Regions from separate parts of the Homo sapiens genome. Here region 1 is linked to region 2. Evidence: chromatin loops called from intact Hi-C (ENCODE). Cell type or tissue: mammary epithelial cell. All regions are shown on one strand. Links, peaks and the distances in the headings refer to the core of each region. The heading gives the core; the rest is flanking DNA. Region 1 has its middle 24 kb from the start of BCAT2. Region 2 holds the start of KCNA7 (potassium voltage-gated channel subfamily A member 7).

Region 1 (9,845 bases), core at 1,313-9,312, 290 kb before region 2:
TTCCTTTGCTAAATTTGGTTTCACGGGGAACACATTTCCTGGCCCCTGGGATTTGGGTGTGTATCCTGGTCTGTGACGCAGGCCAGGGGCTGGCATGTGACGCGAACCGGGGGCCACTTCCCGAAGCAGGTCAGCGAGAGGCACTCTGGAGCTGTTGCCCAGCCACTAGTGACGTCATGGGCTTTCAGTCATTCCTATTGGGTGCTCTTAGTGCTCTATCCTCAAACTCCGCAACCGGCCCTTGGAAAAGACTCTGAACTGAGGCTTCTGGAAAAAAGAATCCGAGCTTCCACGTCATTTCAGAAATACCCCCCTCACCTTATTTATTTATTTATTTATTTATTTATTTATTTATTTATTTATTTATTTATTTATTGAAACAAGGTCTGACTCTGTCGCCCAGGATGGAGGGCAGTGGCGCGATCTCTGCTCACTGCAACCTGGAACTCCTGGACTCAAGCGATCCCCCACCTCAGCCTCCCGAGTATCTGGGATTACAGGTACTCGCTACCACGCTCAGCTAATTTTTAAATTTTTTGTAGAAATGGGGTTTTGCCATGTTGCCCAGGCTGGTCTCGAGCTTCTGAGCTCAAGCGATCTGCCCGCCTCGTTCTCCCAAAGGGCTAGGATTACAGGCGTGAGCCACCGCGCCTGGCCCCCAAATTCTTTTATGTTTATAAATTTAAACTGTACGCCGGGCGTGGTGGCTCACGCCTGTAATCCTAGCACTTTGGGAGTCCAAGGCAGGTGGATCACCTGAGGTCAGGAGTTCAAGACCAGCTGACCAACATGGTGAAACCCTGTCTCTACTAAAAAATACAAAAAATTAGCTGGGCGTGGTGGCACACGCCTGGAATCCCAGCTACTCGGGAGGCTGAGGCAGGAGAATGGCATGAACCCAGGAGGCGGAGGTTGCAGTGAGCCAAGATCGCACCACTGCACTCCAGCCTGGGCGACAGAGCGAGACTCCGTCTCAAAATAATAATAATAATCATCATCATCATCATCGTCATCATCATCGTCATCATCAGCCAAGGGAAAACGTGGATGGGGCAGAGTCCAGGAGACACCAGGCGTGAGCTTTCAGATGTCCTCCCCCAGTGGAGTTCTAGACAGTGCTCAATTCTCCCGGTAATGACGTGTGCCAAAACGCATGCAGTATTGCCAACCAGGGAGTCTCACCCCAGATCTTAGGATGAAAAAAAAATTTTTTTTTTTTTTTTGAGTCTTGCTTTGTCACCCAGGCTGAAATGCAGTGTCATGATTTCGGCTCACTGCAGACTCAACCTCCCAGGTTCAAGCTATTCTCATGCCTCACGAGTAGCTGGGATTACAAGGGTACGCCATCACACCTGGCTAATTTTTTAATTTTTATTTATTTATGTATTTATTTATTTTTGAGACGAAGTCTTACTCTGTCACCCAGGCTGGAGTGCAGCGGCGTGATCTCGGCTCATTGCAGCTTCCGCCTCCTGGGTTCAAGTGATTCTCCTGCTCCAGCCTCCCAAGTAGCTGCAACTACAGGCGCCCGCCACTCTGCCTGGCTAATTTTTGGTTTTTGTTTTTTGTTTTTTTTGAGACGGAGTCTCGCCCTGTTGCCCAGGCTGGAGAGCAATGGCGCAGTCTCGGCTCACTGCAACCTCTGCCTCCTGGGTTCAAGCGATTCTCCTGCCTCAGCCTCCTGGGTAGCTGGGATTATAGGCACCTGCCACCATGCCGGGCTACTTTTTGTATTTTTAGTAGAGATGGGGTTTCATGATGTTGGCCAGGCTGTTCTCAAACTCTTGGACCTTGTGATCCGCCTGCCTCGGCCTCCCAAAGTTCTAGGATTACAGGCGTGAGCCACCACCATGCTGGGCCTAATTTTTGTATTTTTAGTAGAGACGGGGTTTTGCCATGTTGCCCAGGCTAGTCCCGAACTCCTGGGCTCAAGGAATCTGCCCGCCTCGGCCTCTCAAAGTGCTGGGATTACATTCGTGAGGCACCGTGCGCAGTCCGGGGGACAAAATTTTAAACAAGTGTTGGTCATGTAAGCATGGCAGACTGCACGTGTGACTGACCTCAGATACTCCAGCTGCCTCCTCCTGAGGGGTGGACTAGAACAGGGACTGGTAACCAGGGGTTAAAGGATCGGGACCTGACGCCTAAATCTTTTGAATTTACATGCAAAATATGGGCATATAACATGAGCAGTGGTTCAGGATGTGGGCAATGAAGAGAGAGAGCCTGAGTTCCCCCACCTCTTACTACTGGAGTAACCAGGGGCAGGAGACTTCTGAATTTCAGTATTCTTATCTGCACAAGTGGAAACGAGAGAAATACTGTAGGGCAGTGCCTTCTAGCGGGCTTAGAGGAAGCCTCTGGACATGGTAGCTATTACTTATTTGCTTAGTCTTTAGCATTCTGCACGTTTTGTTTGTTTGTTTGAGATGGAGTCTCTCTCTGTCACCCAGGCTAGAGTGCAGTGGTGCGATCTCAGCTCACTGCTACGTCCACCTCCCGGGTTCAAGTGATTCTCATGCCTCAGCCTCCCAAGTAGCTGGAATTACAGGCATCATCATGCCTGGCTAATTTTTGTATTTTTAGTAGAGACGGGGTTTCATCATGTCGGCCAGGCTGGTCTTGAACTCCTGACCTCAGGTGATCCGCCCACCTCAGCCTCCCAAAGTGCTGGGATTTACAGTTGTGAGCCACCCCGCCCAGCCAGATGTTCAAATTTTGATATGGATTAAATTCAGTTACTAGATCACTTTTTTTTTTTTTTTTTGAGACAGGCCCTTACTGTGTTGCCCAGGCTGGAGTGTGGTGGCACGACCCCATGGCTCACTGCAACCTCGACCTCGTGCTCAAGCAATCCTCCCACCTCAGCCTTCTCAGTAGTTGGGACTGCAGGCAGGTGCCACCATACCCAGCTAAGTTTTTGTTGTTGTTGTTGTAGAGACCAGGTGCATGCTGTTAAAACTAACTACCCGAGACTGGGTAATTTATAAAGAAAAGAGGTTTAATTGACTCACAGTTCCACAGGGCTGGGGAGTCCTCAGGAGACTTACAATCATAGCAAAAGGGGAAGGGGAAGCAAGGCACGTCTTATATAGTGGCAGGAGGGAGAAAGAGCTAGAGGAGGGAACCACCACAGTTTCAAACCATCAGATCTTGTGCGAACTCACTCATGACTACGAGAACAGCATGGGGGAAACTGCCCCCACGATCCAGTTACCTCCCACCATGTCCCTCCCTGGACCCGCTGAGATTATAATTCATAATGAGATTTCAGTGGGGACACAGAGCCAAACCATATCAGTTGCCAAGGCTGATCTTAAACTCCTGGGCTCCAGCAATCCTCCTGCCTCAGCCTCCCAAAATGCTGGGATTATAGGCATGAGCTACCGTGCCCAGCTGCATCGTCATCTTAATACTATTGTCTTCCAGTCTATAAACTTGGGATGTCTTTCCATTTATGTCTGTTACGAATTTCTTTCTTTCTTTTGTGTATTGTCAGTCTTTCACCATTGAGTAGGATGTTTGCTGTGGGTTTTTCATAAATGCCTAAGCCAGTGTTTCTGTTTTGTTTTGTTTTCTTCTTTTTTGAGATGGAGTCTAACTCAGGCTGGAGTGCAGTGGTGTCATCTTGGCTCACTGCAAACTCTGCCTCCTGGGATCAAGCGAATCTCTCGCCTCAGCCTCTCAAATAGCTGGGATTACAGACACCTGCCACCAAGCCTGGCTAATTTTTGTGTTTTTAGTGGAGGCAGGGTTTCCCCATGTTGGCCAGGCCGGACTCGAACCCCTGACCTCAAGTGATCTGTCTGCCTCGGTCTCCCAAAAAGCTGGGAATACACATGTGAGCCACCGCGCCCTGCCTAAGCCAGTGTTTCTATTTTTTTTTTTTTTTTTTTTTTTGAGATGGAGTCTCACTCTGTCGCCCAGGCTGGAGTGCAATGGCACAATCTCGGCTCACTGCAACCTGTGCCTCCGGGGTTCAAGTGATTCTCCTGCCTCAGCCTCCTGAGTACCTGGGATTACTGCCCACCACCACACTGGGCCAATTTTTGTATTTTTAGTAGAGACAGGGTTTCACCATGTTGGCCAGGCTGGTCTCCAACTCCTGACCTCAGGTGATCCACCCGCCTCGGCCTCCCAAAGTGCTAGGATTACAAACTTGAGCCACTATGATCAGCCAGCCAGTGTTACATCACCTCAGGGGAGTCTTTCCAAACACTCATCCCTTGAGATGTTTGTAAACTTGTATAATGCCCTAAAAATGGTTTTAACCACTCACACATTTGTTAGAAATGCTTATTCCTTGGTGCCATAAAGAAATAGCACTTGAGGCCGGGCGCGGTGGCTCACGCCTGTAATCCCAGCACTTTGGGAGGCCGAGGCGGGTGGATCACAAGGTCAGGAGATAGAGACCATCCTGGCTAACACGTTGAAACCCCGTCTCTAATAAAAATACAAAAAAAAATTAGCCAGGCGTGGTGGCAGGTGCCTGTAGTCCCAGCTACTTGGGAGGCTAAGGCAGGAGAATGGCGTGAACCTGGGAGGCGGAGCTTGCAGTGAGCCGAGATCGTGCCACTGCACTCCAGCCTGGGCAACGGAGTGAGACTCCGCCTCAAAAAAAAAAAAAAAAGACATAGCACTTGAACATTAATTTCCTCAGCAAGGCCATTTTTATTTTTATTTTTATTTTTTGAGATGGAGTTTCGATCTTGTTGCCCAGGCTGGAGTGCAATGGCACAATCTCAGCTCACTGCACCCTCGGCTTCCGAGGTTCAAGCAATTCTCCTGTCTCAGCCTCCCGAGTAGCTGGGATTACAGGCATGCACCACCACGCCCGGCTAATATTGTATTTTTAGTAGAGACGGGGTTTCTCCATGTTGGTCAGGCTGGTCTCAAACTCCTGACCTCAGGTGATCCGCCCGCCTTGACCTCCCAAAGTGCTGGGATTACAGGCATGAGCCACTGAGCCCGGCCAGCAAGGCCATTTTTACTTTCTGCAGAAAAGGTACACTCGCCAGCAGTTTTGCCACAAGAGTACAACGAACAAAGGAGACAGGGTCATTTATAACCTGACGCATCCACTCTACTGCCGTGTCGGGTTTCCATTGGCTGGAACGGGACCTCACATTCTGTATTTGTCCCAACTGGCTAGCAACTTGGAACTTTTTAAAAGAGGCAAAGGCAGAGGAGAACAAAGGAAGGGGGAAGTGACTTGTGGAATGCTGAGAAAGGTAAAAACACCTTCAAATAAGGAAGAGGAACAGGCTGTGACCTAATGCTTGCTTGGACCAGTATAAGCATGCCAGGGCAAATATTTAGGGTAAATTGTGGGAGCTAAAAACATAAAGTACACTGATTTCTTTATTACGGCTAGCAGATATTTAAGAATGTTAGCACAGGTCTTTGAATACATTTTGCGTCTAAGAGAAGTTACTATTTATTCCTAAGTAGACGAGGAGGAAAGTCTCTTTGAAGAGGAAGCTCTACTTTAATTTTTACACATTGCTAACTGATGAAATTGTATTTGGAGACTCACTCTGTAAATTGCCTCTTTCCTTAGTTTTCCATTTTTTATTTTTAGTTTACTTATTTATTTATTTTGAGACACAGTGTCACTCTGTCACCCAGGCTGGAGTGCAGTGGCTCAATCTTAGCTCATTGCAAACTCTGCCTCCCGGGTTCAAGGGATTCTCCTGCCAGGCTGGCTTCACTATGTTGGCCAGGCTGGTCTCAAACTCCAGACCTCAAGTGATCTTCCCGCCTCGGCCTCGGAAAGTGCTGGGATCACAGGTGTGAGCCACTGCGCCCGGCCTTCTCCTCTTTTGGCCTTTGACTTTATACTCAACACTGACCACCAGATGGTGCTGCAGGCACACCACAGCGTGGCCTGACACACAGCACGCTGTGGCTGGGTTATTACAGCTGAGATGTATTTACCTGGATTTATTATTTTATTTATTTATTTATTTTTCAGTAGGAAAGGTAGGGCCCGCTATTTACCAGGTTTTTTTTTAAGTGACAGAGAAAGACTGTCTTAAGCACACACACACACACACACACACACACACACACACACACACACACAGAGCTTATAAAACAGTTTAACGGCCGGGCGCAGTGGCTCATGGCTTAATCCCAGCATTTTAGGAGGCTGAGGCAGGAGGATGACCTGAGATCAGGACTTCAAGATCAGCCTGGCCAACATGGTGAAACCCCGTCTCTACTAAAAATACAAAAATTAGCCCGGTGTGGTGGCTCACACCTGTAGTCCCAGCTACTCGGGAGTCTGAAGCAGGAGAATTGCTTGAACCTGGGAGGCGGAGGTTGCAGTGAGCCGAGATCACGCCATTGCACTCTAGCCTGGGCGGCAGAGCGAGACTCCATCTCAAAAAAAAAAAAAAAAAAAAACAGTTAAAAAAAAAAAACAGTTTTTAGGCCCCATTATGCCTGTGTGATTCTTTGTGTCCTAATCTTGGGCGCACACACACACACACACACACACTTATTTATTTTTCTTGAGACAGAGTATTGTTCTGTTGCCTAGGCTGGAGTGCAGCGTTGTGATCTCAGCTCACTGCAGCCTCCACCTCCCAGGTTCAAGTGATTCTCCTGCCTCAGCCTCCAGAGTAGCTGAGATTACAGGTGCCCGCCACCACACCCGGCTAATTTTTCTATTTTTAGTAGAGACAGGGGTCTCGCCATGTTCACCAGGCTGGTCTCAAACTCCTGGCCTCAGGTGATCCACCCACCTCGGCCTCCCAAAATGCTGGGATTACTGGCGTGAGCCACGGCGCCTAGTCCTGTTTGTTATTTTAAAATGAAGACATCCTTAAGCATGAAAATGTCTTTAAATATTTTGAAAAATGTTTTCTAAAGCCATGAAGGCCTATAGTACCCTAAGTCTTATATAATTAAATTATAATTAAAGATTTAATCTGGCTGGGCCTGGTGGCTCACACCTGTAATCCCAGCACTTTAAGAGGCCGAGGCTGGAGGATCACAAGGTCAGGAGATCGAGACCATCCTGGCTAACATGGTGAAACCCCGTCTCTACTAAAAATACAAAAAATTAGGCAGGCGTCGTGGCGGGCGCCTATAGTCCCAGCTACTGGGGAGGCTGAGGCAGGAGAACGGCGTGAACCCGGGAGGCGGAGCTTGCAGTGAACCGAGATGGCGCCACTGCACTGCAGCCTGGGTGACAGAGCGAGACTCCATCTCAAAAAAAAAAAAAAAATTATTCTTTGCAGATATTCATTTTCTCACAGAATTGGACTCTTTTTTTTCTTTTTCTTTCTTTCTTTCTTTCTTTTTTTTTTTTTTTTTTGAGACAGGGTCTTGCTCTGTTACCCAGGCTGGAGTGCAGCGGCATGAACACAGCTCACTGCAACCTGGAATTCTTGGCCTAAACCCATCCTCCTATCTCAGCCTACCGAATAGCTGGGACCATAGGCACACGCCACCACATGCAGCTAATTTTTTTATTTTTTGTAGAGGAGGGGGGGTCTCACTATGTTGCCCAGGGTGGTCTCGAACTCCTGGGCTCAAGTAATCCTCCTGCCTTGGCCTCCCAGAATGCTGGGATTACAGGCATGAGGCACCAACACAAAGTTATTTTCCAAAGTGAGCTGCAGCGCCAACACTCACACCTACTCACTGTGTGCCCAGCACTGCTCATGGATAGCAGTTCTTGAACCCTTTGGTCCCAAGACCCCTTCACATTCTCAAAAATCACTGAGGCTGAGCACGGTGGCTCACGCCTGTAATCCCAGCACGTTGGGAGGCTGAGGCGGGCGGATCACCTGAGGTCAGGAGTTCCAGACCAGCCTGGCCAACATGGTGAAACCCCATCTCTACTAAAAATACCAAAAAAAAGGCCGGGCGCGGTGACTCACGCCTGTAATCCCAGCACGTCGGGAGGCCGAGGCGGGTGGATCACAAGGTCAGGAGATCGAGACCATCCTGGCTAACACGGTGAAACCCCGTCTCTACTAAGAATACAAAAAATTTAGCTGGGCGTGGTGGCGGGCGCCTGTAGTCCCAGGTACTCGGGAGGCTGAGGCAGGAAGAATGGCGTGAACCCTGGAGGCGGAGCTTGCAGTGAGCCGAGATGGCGCCACTGCACTGCAGCCTGGGTGACAGAGTGAGACTGCATCTCAAAAAAAAAAAAAAAAAGAAATTAGCCGGGCTTGGTGGCGGGCACCTGTAATCCCAGCTACTCGAGAGGCTGAGGCAAAAGAATCGCTTGAACCCAGGAGGCAGAGATTGCAGTGAGCTAAGATTGCGCCACTGCACTCTGGCCTGGGTGACAGACTGAGACTCCATCTCAAAAATCATCATCATCATCATAATAAATTGATGGCCAGGCACGGTGGCTCACGCCTATAATCCCAGCACTTTGGGAGGCCGAGGCAGGTGGATCGTGAGGTCAAGCGATAGAGACCATCCTGGCCAACATGGTAAAACCCCTTCTCTACTAAAATAACAAAAAAAAAAAAATTAGCTGAGTGTGATGACACACAACTGTAGTCCTAGCTACTCGGGAGGCTGAGACAGGACAATTGCTTGAACCCAGGAGGCAGAGGTTGCAGTGAGCCAAGATCATGCCTCTGCACTCCAGCTTGGTGACAGAGCAAGACTCGGTCTTAATAATAATAATAATAATTGATTACATTGTACCTGCTCTAGAAAAGAAAAAAGAAAAAAAAATCATTGATGATAGTCTCTTAGGCTGGGGGTGGTGGCTCGTGCCTGTAACCTCAACACTGGGAGACCAAGGTGGAAGGATCGTTTGAGATCAGCCTAGTGGGACCTTGTCTCTACAAAAAATAAAAAATAATAAAATTAGGCTCAGTGCAGTGGCTCATGACTGTAATCCCAGCACTTTGGGAGGATAAGATGGGCGGATCACTTGAGCGTAGGAGTTTGAGACCAGCCTGGGCATTATATTGAGACCTTGTCTCTACAAAAATAAAAATAAAAAATTAGGCAGGCATAGTGGCACATGCCTGTGATTCCAGCTGCTTGGGAGGCTGAGGTGAGAGAATTGTTTGAGTCTGGGAGGTCGAGGCTGCAGTGATTACTGCAGTACACTGAATGCGTCACTGTACTCCAGCCTATAGATATACATGTGTGTATATATATATGTAGGGGTGACGCTTGTGAATTCTTTTTTAATTTTATTATTTTTATTTTCTTTTTGAGATAGAGTCTTGCTCTGTCACACTGGCTGGAGTGCAGTGGCACGATCTCATCTCATTACAACCTCTGCCTCCTGGGTTCAAGTGGTTCTCCTGCCTCAGCCTTCCAAGTAGCTGGGATTACAGGCATGCGCCATGATGCCTGGCGATTTTCTGTATTTTTATTTCATTTATGTATTTATTTAGAGATGGAGTTTTGCTCTTGTTGCCCAGGCTGGAGTGCAATGGCGTGATCTCGGCTCACTGCAACCTCTGCCTCCCGGATTCAAACAATTCTCCTGTCTTAGACTCCCGAGTAGCTGGGATTACAGGCATGCGCCACCACGCCCGGATAATTTTTGTATTTTTAGTAGAGATGGGGTTTCACCACGTTGGCTAGGCTGGTCTCGATCTCCTGATCTCGGCTTCCCAAAGTGCTGGGATTACAGGCGTGAGCCACCTCACCCAGTCTATTTTTTGTATTTTTAGTAGAGACAGTGTTTCCACATGTTGGCCAAGCTGGTCTGGAACCCCTGACCTCAGGTGACGAGCCTGCCTTGGCCTCCCAAAGTGCTAGGATTACAGGCATGAGCCACCAAGCCCAGCCTTAATTTTATTTTAAGTTCTGGGGTACATGTGCAGGACATGCAGGTTTGTTACATGGGTAAA
Region 2 (9,845 bases), core at 899-8,898:
CTTAACCCAATGTGACCTAGAAAGCTCAAATTCTACCACTGGACTCTTCACATTTCTACATGACTCGCAAGTTCACAGAACCTAAAATAACATGCCCCTGGAAGAATCACAGAGCTACACAATTTCCACCATGTCTCAACGAAACTTAACACCACACACATTCGATCTCAACAATGCCATGGGGGACCATCTAACTTGACCCAACATGGCCCTAGGGGACCCACCAAACCACAGAATCCTACACAATGCAGCTGGACCACACTATCCCAGACTCACAACCCAACCAAACCCAACACTGACCTAGGAAACTCACAAAATGATACGACCAAACCTATCTCAACACTACCCCAAAAGGCTCCATGAGCTTTGCACAACTCAGAGTAATATGAACCAATTGAGTCTTCATTAACACAACACAACCCATTGCCATTCGCTGCTGCTTCAGGAGGTACCCACAGGAGCTACCAAACCACACAACCCAAGACCCAACAAGACTCAGTGTTTCCCCACTCGTTACGACTTAACCTAGCTCTTCCTAAACCCAATCCCCTCCCCCCAGCCTTGCCCTCCACCCTGCCCTCCCTCCCTCCCTCTAGGGAGGTGTGAGGTCCTGCAGACCTCAACTGTTCCTCACACTTCGGTGACCAGGTGTTTCCCTGGGGGTGCCCAGAGTGGAGGTGGTAGCTCAGGTACCTCCCCGTCCACCAGCCCCCCATTGGCCTTGCCCTCCAGTGGGCCACAAGGCTGCATGTCCACATGGCTGAACATCCCAGCCTCTTCGCCCTCTGTCTCCCGGTGATAAAAGTAGCTGAAATTGGAGACAATGACGGGCACTGGCAGGGAAATAGTCAGCACGCCCGCAATGGCACACAGAGAGCCCACTATCTTGCCACCCACAGTGACGGGTGCCATGTCTCCATAGCCAACTGTAGTCATGGTGACTACCGCCCACCAGAAGGACTCAGGGATGCTAGTGAAATGGGAGTCCACCCGGTCAACTTCGGCAAAGTAGACGGCGCTGGAAAAGAGGACCACACCGATGAAGAGGAAAAAGATGAGGAGGCCCAGCTCACGCATGGAGGCCCGAAGCGTCTGGCCCAAGATTTGCAGGCCCTTTGAGTGCCGGGACAGCTTGAAGATGCGGAAGACACGCACCAATCGGATGACTCTCAGGATGGCCAGTGACATGGCCTGCTGGCCCACCCCTCGCTGCCGGGCCAGCTCGGTGCCCAGTGCCACAAAGTAGGGAAGGATAGCCACAAAATCGATGAGGTTCATCACGTTCTTGAAGAAGATAGCCTTGCTTGGACAGACCAGGAGGCGTACCAGCAGCTCAAAGGAGAACCAACAAATACACAGCGTCTCCACCACGAAGAACGGGTCATTGAAGGGCAGGCGGGGTGGATTTCCAGGCATTTGGCTGGAGCCATTCAGCGGAGCGGGGAACTGCAGGGAGGAAAGTGTTCAGGGAGGGTCAGGCTGGGGCTAGGACACGGGGACAGCCTTAATCATCATTTAAATACCCAGCTCCTCTTTACACATTGGTCAGTAGCCGCTGCGCCAAGGCCCTCCGTGACCTGGTTATCCCAGACTTCCTCCCAGGATCCCAGGGATCATCCCTGGGCCGCTGACTTTCTGGTTGCCTGACCTGGTGGGTGGCTGGAGACGTGGTCCCTGCCCCTTCATGCGTGGGAACTCATGTTTGAGTAGGGTGCAACCTCTTCTCTCTCAAAGTCCCGCCTCCAGTGTTGATTTTCTAGATGGGGAGCATCCCTGCCCTGGCCCCACCACCTTGTGCCTAGCTTTTCCTTGCCCTCCACAGTCCCAGCCCAGAGTATAATGCGGCTGGGCGCGGTGGCTCACGTCTGTAATCCCAGCACTTTGGGAAGCCGAGGCGGGCGGATCACGAGGTCAGGAAATAGAGACCATCCTGGCCAACACGGTGAAACCCCATCTCTACTAAAAATACAAAAATTAGCCGGGCGTGGTGGCCTGCACCTGTAATCCCAGCTACTTGGGAGGCTAAGGCAGGAGAATCGCTTGAACCCGGGAGGCAGACCTTGCAGTGAGCCGAGATAGCGCCATTGCACTCCAGCCTGGGCGACAGAGCAAGACTCTGTCTCACAGGAAATAAAAAAAAAAAGACCTTCTCTGCAAGCCGAGCCCTAGGCCCCCTCCTCTGGCCCCTCAACCTGGCTTTCTTTCCATAGATTCCTCCTACTGTCGCCCCTCGGGCTCCAGCACCCTCAGCTGGAGTTATTCAGGGCCTGGCTTTCACCACCCAGCCGCACAGACTCCGGAGTTTTCAGGCTCTCCTTGGCCCCCCTCAGCTGTGATTTTTAAGGTTCCTGTCCTCCTACCCCTTGCATCAAGGGCCCTGCCCTCTTCACGCCGGGTTTCTCACTGACCTCAACCCCACCTTCTGATGGGGCAGGTCCTCCGACCCGGATCCTCAGGCCCCGCCTCCCGCCCACCCTGTCTTCGGCTGGCCCACCCCTCGCAGCCCCTGGCCCCGCCTTATGATTGGCCAGGTCCCCTCTGGACCCCGCCCATCTCCTCCCAAACCCCGCCCGTCTCCACCCACGCCCCGCCTCTCACCGGGCCGGCTGCGGCTGCAGCAGCAAGCCCCGTGCCGTCGCGGTCGTCGCGGAAGTCAGGCAGCGTCTCGAGGCAGAAGACGACGATGGAGACGAGGATGACCAGCACGGAGACTACGGCGAGCACGCGCGCGGCCTGAGAGCTCTCGGGAAACTCGAAAAGCAGCCACAGCTGGCGGGCGAAGGCGCGGCGGGGCAGGGGGCGCTCGGGCGGCACCGGGCAGCCCTCGTCCTCGCGCAGGCGTGCCAGGGCCGCCGCGCCCAGCCCGTAGAAGGCCACCTCTTCCAGGAAGACGTCGAGCGGCACGTGCGCCGGCCGCCGCAGCCGCCCACCGGACTGGTAGTAGTAGAGCACGGCGTCGAAGCTGGGCCGGTGCCGGTCGAAGAAATACTCGCGGCGCGCGTCGTCGTAGAAGCGGCCGCGGCGCGCTGGGTCCCCTAGCAGAGTGTCCGGGAAGCGGCCCAGCGTGCGCGCCCGCGTCTCGAAGCGCAGCCCGGCCACGTTGAGCACCAGCCGCTCGCAGCAGCCGCACGGCGGCGGGCACCGCGGCTCCATGGCGCGCGCAGCCCCGGCGACCCGCGAACCGACGTGTGGCCCCGACGCCCGGCCCCGGTGCGGCCCCGCCTCGGCCGCCTCGGCCGCCGCCGCCGCCGCCCCAGCCCGGTGTCCGGTGTCCGGTGTCCGCGCGTAAAAATAGCCCGGCAGGGCGGCTAGGGCGCGAGGGAGGGGGCACTGTGACCCCGGCGGGGCGGAGGGCGACAGGGCGACCGCGCGCCCTCTGCCGGGACGCCCGCCCTGCCCTGCCCCGCCGCCGCCGCCGCCCGCGCCTGCTCTGCGCCTTTCCCGTCCCGGGGTCCCCTTTCTCTCCGTCCTTCTGCCGCCGGGATCCTGTCCTGCGTCTCTCCAAGTTTCCGTGTGCGTGTGTTTCGTCAGAATCAGGCTTCAGTTGCAGTCGCCTCTTTTCTTTTCTCTTTCTTCTTTCTTTCTGTCTTTTTTTTTTTTTTTTTTTTTGAGACACAGTTTCCCTCTGTCGCCCGGGCTGGAGTGCAGTGGCGCGATCTCGGCTCACTGCAACAACCTCCACCTCCCGGGATCAAGCGATTCTCGTGCCTCAGCCTCCCTAGTAGCTGGAATTACAGGCGCCACCAAGCCCAGCTAATTTTTTTTCTTTTTTCTTTTTTAGTTGAGAAGGGGTTTCACCATGTTGGCCAGGCAGGTCTGGTACTCCCGACCTCAAGTGATCTGCCCTCCTTGGCCTCCCGAATTGCTGGGGTTACAAGCGTGAGCCACGGCGCCCGGCCTGGAGTCGCCCTGTTTGCACCTTTGTCTCTCACTCTCTTGTGTGTCTGTGTCCGGCTGTCCCCTCTGGGTCTCTGTCTCTTTTGGGATGTATCTCTGAGTATCTCTATGGGTCATTTATTTCTGAGATTCGTCGTTCTGGGGGCCTCTGTATGGGTCCCTCTGCCAGCCTCTACGTCTCGGTCTCCGCCTTTATTTTGACTCTTGGTCTGTCTCCGTTTATCTCTTGTCTCTCTTGGTCTCTTTGTCTCTCCTCTCTAGGTCTCTTTTTGCTCATTATCTCTTAGCCCTCCATGTCTCTGTCTCAGGGTTCCTCGGCCGCTCCCCTTTGGGTCTCCCCTTGGGGTCTCTAGAGGACTTAGGGTCTCCGGAGTCATATCTCTTGATCTCTCCCTGACCATCACTCCATGTGGGTGCTGCCACAGTCCCGGTGGCTGTCCCATCCTAGGGTCACTCTGGCAGCTGCAAACCACTGAGCATGTGCACACACGCCCCATTCTCTCCCCAGAGTTCGCTCCAGAGTCTCCACCTGGATTCTTCGCAAGACTTTCTGAGACCTAGCAGGACCTGAGCTGCGGCTATGACTCTGGCAAAAGGAGTCTGGTCTTGCCGGAACGGGCGGGGGTTGGGGGTGTGGGCCGGGGAGATGCCACAGGGTCATTTTCAGGAACTGAAGGGCGCAGAGACAAGACGGTGGCCTTCTAGCCACTGGTGTCCGGTGACACTGCATAAAAATAGCTCCATCAGATGGGCTTGGGGGAAGTGGAGGGGTTTGATCACTGAGACTCCCAGGAAAGAAGTCCTGGTCGCCCTCTGCTGGGGGTGTGGAGAGAGGTAGGTACTAAGGGTTCGAACGCCCTGCTAATCCTGGCACTCTTTCTCTTCCTGTCTTCCTTCCTTCCATTCCTTCTCTCTTCTTTTCTTCTTTCTTTCTTTCTTTTTTTTTTTTTCTTGAGAGGAGTTTCCCTCTTGTTGTCCAGGCTAGAGTGTGGGGACGTGATCTCAGCTCACTGCAACCTCCGCCTGCCAGTTTCAAGCGATTCTCCTGCCTCAGTCTCCTGAGTAGCTGGGACTCCAGGCACCCGTCACCACACCCACCTAATTTTTGTATTTTTAGTAGAGACAGGGTTTCACCATGTTGGCCAGGCTGGTCTCGAACTCCTGACCTCGTGACCGCCTGCCTTGGCCTCCCAAAGTTCTGGGATTACAGACGTGAGCCACTGCACCCGGCCTTTTCTTTCTTTTTCTTTTTCTTGAGACGGAGTCTTGCAGTCGCCCAGGCTAGAGTGCAGTGTTGCGATCTTGGCTCACTGCAACCTCCGCCTCCTGAATTCAAGCAATTCTCCTGCCTTAGCCTCTGGAGTAGCTGGGATTACAGGCGCCCACCACACGCGGCTAATTGTTTGTGGGCGGCAAGCCACCCAGGTGCCGAGGCAAGAGACCGAGGGCACGAGCTGTTCCAGTATAATAAAATATATAAAATAAGAATAGTTATAGTAGATATAGATCATAGATATGATTATATATGAATATCATTAATCATTAGTTTGTAGCAATTACTCTTTATTCCAATATTATAATAATCCTCGCTCTACAATCATAACCTAGGAAAAACCAGGCCATACAGAGATAGGAGCTGAGGGGACATAGCGAGAAGTGACCAGAAGACAAGAGTGCGAGCCTTCTGTTATGCCTGGACAGGGCCACCAGAGGGCTCCTTGGTCTAGCGGTAACACCAGCGTCTGGGAACACGCCCGTTGCCAAGTGGACCATGGTCTAGTGGTAGCCTCAGTGCCAAGGAAAACCACCCGCTACTTAGCAGACCAGGAAAGGGAGTCTCTCTTTCCCTGGGGGAGTTTAGAGAAGACTCTACCCCTCCACCTCTTGTGGAGGGCCTGACATCAGTCAGGCTCACCCGCAGTTACCCAGAGGCCTAACCATCTCCCTGTGATGCTGTGCTTCAGCTCCTAGTCCGCTTTCATGTTCCATCCTGTACACCTGGCTCTGCCTTCTAGATAGCAGTAGCAAATTAGTGAAAGTACTAAAAGTCTCTGATATGCAGAAATAATGGCGTAAGCTGTCTCTCTTTCTCCTCTCTCTCTGCCTCGGCTGCCAGGCAGGGAAGGGCTCCCTGTCCAGTGGATACGTGACCCAGGGGACCTTACCTATCCTTGGAGATGTCTCACACTCCTCACCCTGCCTCTTTGTCTTATATCCAATAAATATCAGCACAGCCAGGCATTCGGGGCCACTACCGGTCTCTGTGTCTTGGTGGTGGTGGTTCCCCGGGCCCAGCTGTCTTTTCTTTTATCTCTTTGTCTTGTGTCTTTATTTCCACAATCTCTCGTCTCTGCAAACGGAGAAAAACCCACCGACCCTGTGGGGCTGGACCCTACAATTGTTGTATTTTTAGTAGAGACAAGGTTTTGCCATGTTGGCCAGGCTGGTCTTGAACTCCTGACTTCAGGTGATCTGCCCGCCTCGGCCTCCCAAAGTGCTGGGATTACAGGCATGAGCCACCTCACCCGGCCCTTTTCTTTTCTTTCTTTCTCTCTCTCTTTCTTTCTTTCTTTATTTTTTGAGACAGGGTCTCAGTCTGTTGCCCAGGCTGGAGTCTAGTGGCACAATCTTGGCTCACTGCAGCCTCGACTTTCTGGGCTCAAACGATCCTCCCACTTCTTTTTTTTTTTTTTTTTTTTGAGACGGAGTTTCGCTCTTGTCACCCAGGCTGGAGTGCAATGGTGCAATCTCGGTTTACCACAGCCTCCGCCTCCCAGGTTCAAGTGATTCTCCTGCCTCAGCCTCTCAAGTAGCTGGGATTGCAGGCATGTGTCACCATGCCCAGCTAATTTTGTATTTTTAGTAGAGACTAAAATACATGTTCTCCATGTTGATCAGTCTGGTCTCGAACTCCTGACCTCAGGTGATACGCCCACCTTGGCCTCCCAAAGTGCTGAGATTACAGGCATGAGCCACCCCACCTGGCCCCTCCCACCTCTTCTAAGTAACTGGGACTATAGGCGTGAGCCACCATGCATGGCTATTTTTTGTAATTTTTGTAGAGACAGGGTCTTGCTATGTTGCCCACGCTGCTCTTCTACTCCTGAGCCCAAGCAATCCACCGTACTAGGCCTCTCCAAGTGCTAGGATTACAGGTGTAAGCCACTGCACCCACCCTGTCTGGGATTCTATGTCCCCTGGACTTCTATGTCCCTCTCTCTAGGTCTCTATCTTCCCTCTGTCTGGGTCTGTGTCCATTTATTTCACGGTCTTTGGCCTTCTCTATCTCTCTCTGTCCACCATCTTTCTGGTCTCTGTCTCCTATTTTCTCCCATTCTCGTTTTTTTTTTTTTTTTTTTTTTTTTTTTTGAGTCACAGTCTCGCTCTTGTTGCCCAGGCTGGAGTGCAGTGGCACGATCTCAGCTCACTGCAAGCTCCACCTCCCAGGTTCATGCCATTCTCCTGCCACAGCCTCCCGAGTGGCTGGGACTACAGGCGCCCGCCACTACGCCTGGCTAATTTTTTGTATTTTTAGTAGAGACGGGGTTTCACCGTGTTAGCCAGGATGGTCTCAATCTCCTGACCTCGTGATCCACCCACCTTGGCCTCCCAAAGTGCTGGGATTACAGGCGTGAGCCACCATGCCCAGCCTTTTTTTTTTTTTTTTTTTTTTTTTTTGAGATGGAGCCTTGCTCTGTCGCCCAGGCTGGAGTGCAGTGGTGTGATCTCGGCTCACTGCAACCTCCACCTCCTGGGTTCAAGTGATTCTCCTGCCTCAGCCTCCTGAGTAGCTGGGATTACAGGTGTGCGCAACCACACCAGGCTAATTTTTGTATTTTTAGTAGAGATGGGGTTTCACCATGTTGGCCAGGCTGGTCTCGAACTTCTGACCTCATGATCCGCCCACCTCGGCCTCCCAAAGTGCTGGGATCACAAGCGTGAGCCACCACACCCAACCTAATTTTTGTATTTTTAGTAGAGATGAGGTTTCACCATGTTGGCTAGGCTGGTCTCGAACTCCTGACCTTAAGTGATCCACTTGACTTGGCCTCCCAAAGTGCTGAGATTATAGGCGTGCACCACCGCACCCAGCCAAGGTGCCATTTTTTTGCTCAGGAAGTTAGAACAAAACTTAAAAGGTGGGTCAGGCACAGTGGCTCACTCCTATAATCCCATCACTTTGGGAGGCCGAGGTGGCTGGATTGCCTGAGGTCAGGAGTTCAAGACAAACCTAGTAAACATGGTGAAACCCCATTTCTACTAAAAATACAAAAATAAGCTGGGCCGGGTGGCTCGCGCCTGTAATCCCAGCTACTCTGGAGGCTGAGGTAGGAGAATCACTTGAACCTGGGAGGTGGAGGTTGCAGTGACCTGAGATGGCACCACTGCACTCCAGCCTGGGCAACAGAGTGAGACTCTGTCTCAAAAACAAAACAAAACAAAAAGCCAGGTGTGGTCATGCACATCAGTAATCCAGCTACTTGGGAGGCTGAGGTGGAAGGGTCATTTGAGCCAAGGAAGTCAAAGCTGCAGTGAGCTATGATCACACCACTGCACTCCAGCCTGGGTGACAAAGCAAGACCCTGTCTCAAAAAAATAAAAGATAAAAAATTAAGGCTGATGAGTTAGGGATATTATCTTGGATCATTTGGGTAGGCCCACTAATCATAAGGGTCTTTAAAAGAGGGACGTGGCTGGGTGCAGTGGCTCACTCCTGTAATCCCAGCACTTTGGGAGCCTGAGGCAGGTGGATCACCTGAGGCCAGGAGTTCAAGACCAGACCGGCCAACATGGCAAAACCCCATCCCTACTAAAAATAACAAAAATTAGCTGGACATGGTGGTGGGCGCCTGTAATCCCAGCGACTGGGGAGGCTGAGGCAGGAGAATCACTTGAACCCAGAAGGTGGAGGCTGCAGTGCACTGAGATTGAGCCACCGCACTCCAGCCTGGGCAACAGAGTGAGACTCTGTCTCACAAATAAAAAATCAAAAAAAAAGAGGGATGCAGGAAGGTCTGATTCATGGAAGATGTGAGGATGGACATAGAGGTCAGAGAAGAGAGGATGCCATGGTGCTGGCTTTGAAGTTTGAAGACGGAGGAACGGCCATGAGCCAAGGAATGGGGGCGGCTTCCCGAAGCTTGAAAAGGCAAGGAAACAGACTCTCCCCTAGAGCCTCCAGAGGAAACAGAGCCCTGTTTTCGACGTCTAACCTCTAGAATTGCATTCTAATAAACTTGTGTTGTTTTAAGCCACTAAGTTCGTGGTAAGTTGTTGTAGCGGCAACAAGAAAATAATACAGTCAGACTCTCCAATTCCTCAGAGTCATTCTCTGAGGTTATGGTAGCATTTGTTTTATTTTATTTTATTTTATTTATTTATTTATTTTTGAGACGGAGTCTCGCTCTGTCGCCCAGGCTGGAGTGCAGTGGCGGGATCTCGGCTCACTGCAAGCTCCGCCTCCCGGGTTCACGCCATTCTCCTGCCTCAGCCTCCCAAGTAGCTGGGACTACAGGCGCCCGCCACTACGCCCGGCTAATTTTTTTGTATTTTTAGTAGAGACGGGGTTTCACCGTTTTAGCCGGGATGGTCTCGATCTCCTGACCTCGTGATCCGCCCGCCTCGGCCTCCCAAAGTGCTGGGATTACAGGCGTGAGCCACCGCGCCCGGCCTATTTTATTTATTTTTTGAGACAGAATCTCACTCTGTTGCCCAGGCTGGAGTGCAGTGGTGCGATCTCGGTTCACTGCAACCTCCGCCTCCTGGGTTCAAGCAAGTCTTCTGCTTCAGCCTCCTGAGTAGTTGAGATTACAGGTGTGCGCCACCATGCCCGGCTAATTTTCTTTAAAATTTTTGGTAGAGATAAGGTCTCACTATGTTGTCCAGGCCGATCTTAAATTCCTGGGCTCAAACAATCCTCTGGCCTCAGCCTCCCAAAGCGCTAGGAT

The links. Peaks named below come from ENCODE experiments on the same cell type or tissue, not always from the same donor. Only the 100,000 strongest peaks of a DNase experiment are listed, where the experiment ranks them.
Region 1: a loop joins it to region 2, with 25 times the contacts of the local background. A loop is called at or near these places in 7 of 110 quality-filtered maps.

What each region holds. Positions count from the first base shown.
Region 1 is chr19:48,782,458-48,792,302 of GRCh38, forward strand. No RefSeq gene overlaps it. Among named protein-coding and RNA genes, the nearest start is that of BCAT2, 24 kb to the right of the region's middle. In mammary epithelial cell, for the core only: a CTCF peak has its summit at 5,858 (motif pointing right); a DNase peak (open chromatin) is centred at 5,864.
Region 2 is chr19:49,069,433-49,079,277 of GRCh38, forward strand. KCNA7 (potassium voltage-gated channel subfamily A member 7) reads right to left here and starts at 3,267. Exons shown (of 2, transcript NM_031886.3): 1 at 2,599-3,267; 2 at 1-1,446. The coding sequence starts at 3,153. The coding sequence ends at 631. RefSeq lists enhancers at 2,158-2,659, 2,660-3,159 and a silencer at 4,626-4,785. In mammary epithelial cell, for the core only: CTCF peaks have their summits at 4,703 (motif pointing left) and 5,617 (motif pointing right); a DNase peak (open chromatin) is centred at 4,439; H3K4me3 peaks cover 151 bases; H3K27me3 peaks cover 1,530 bases.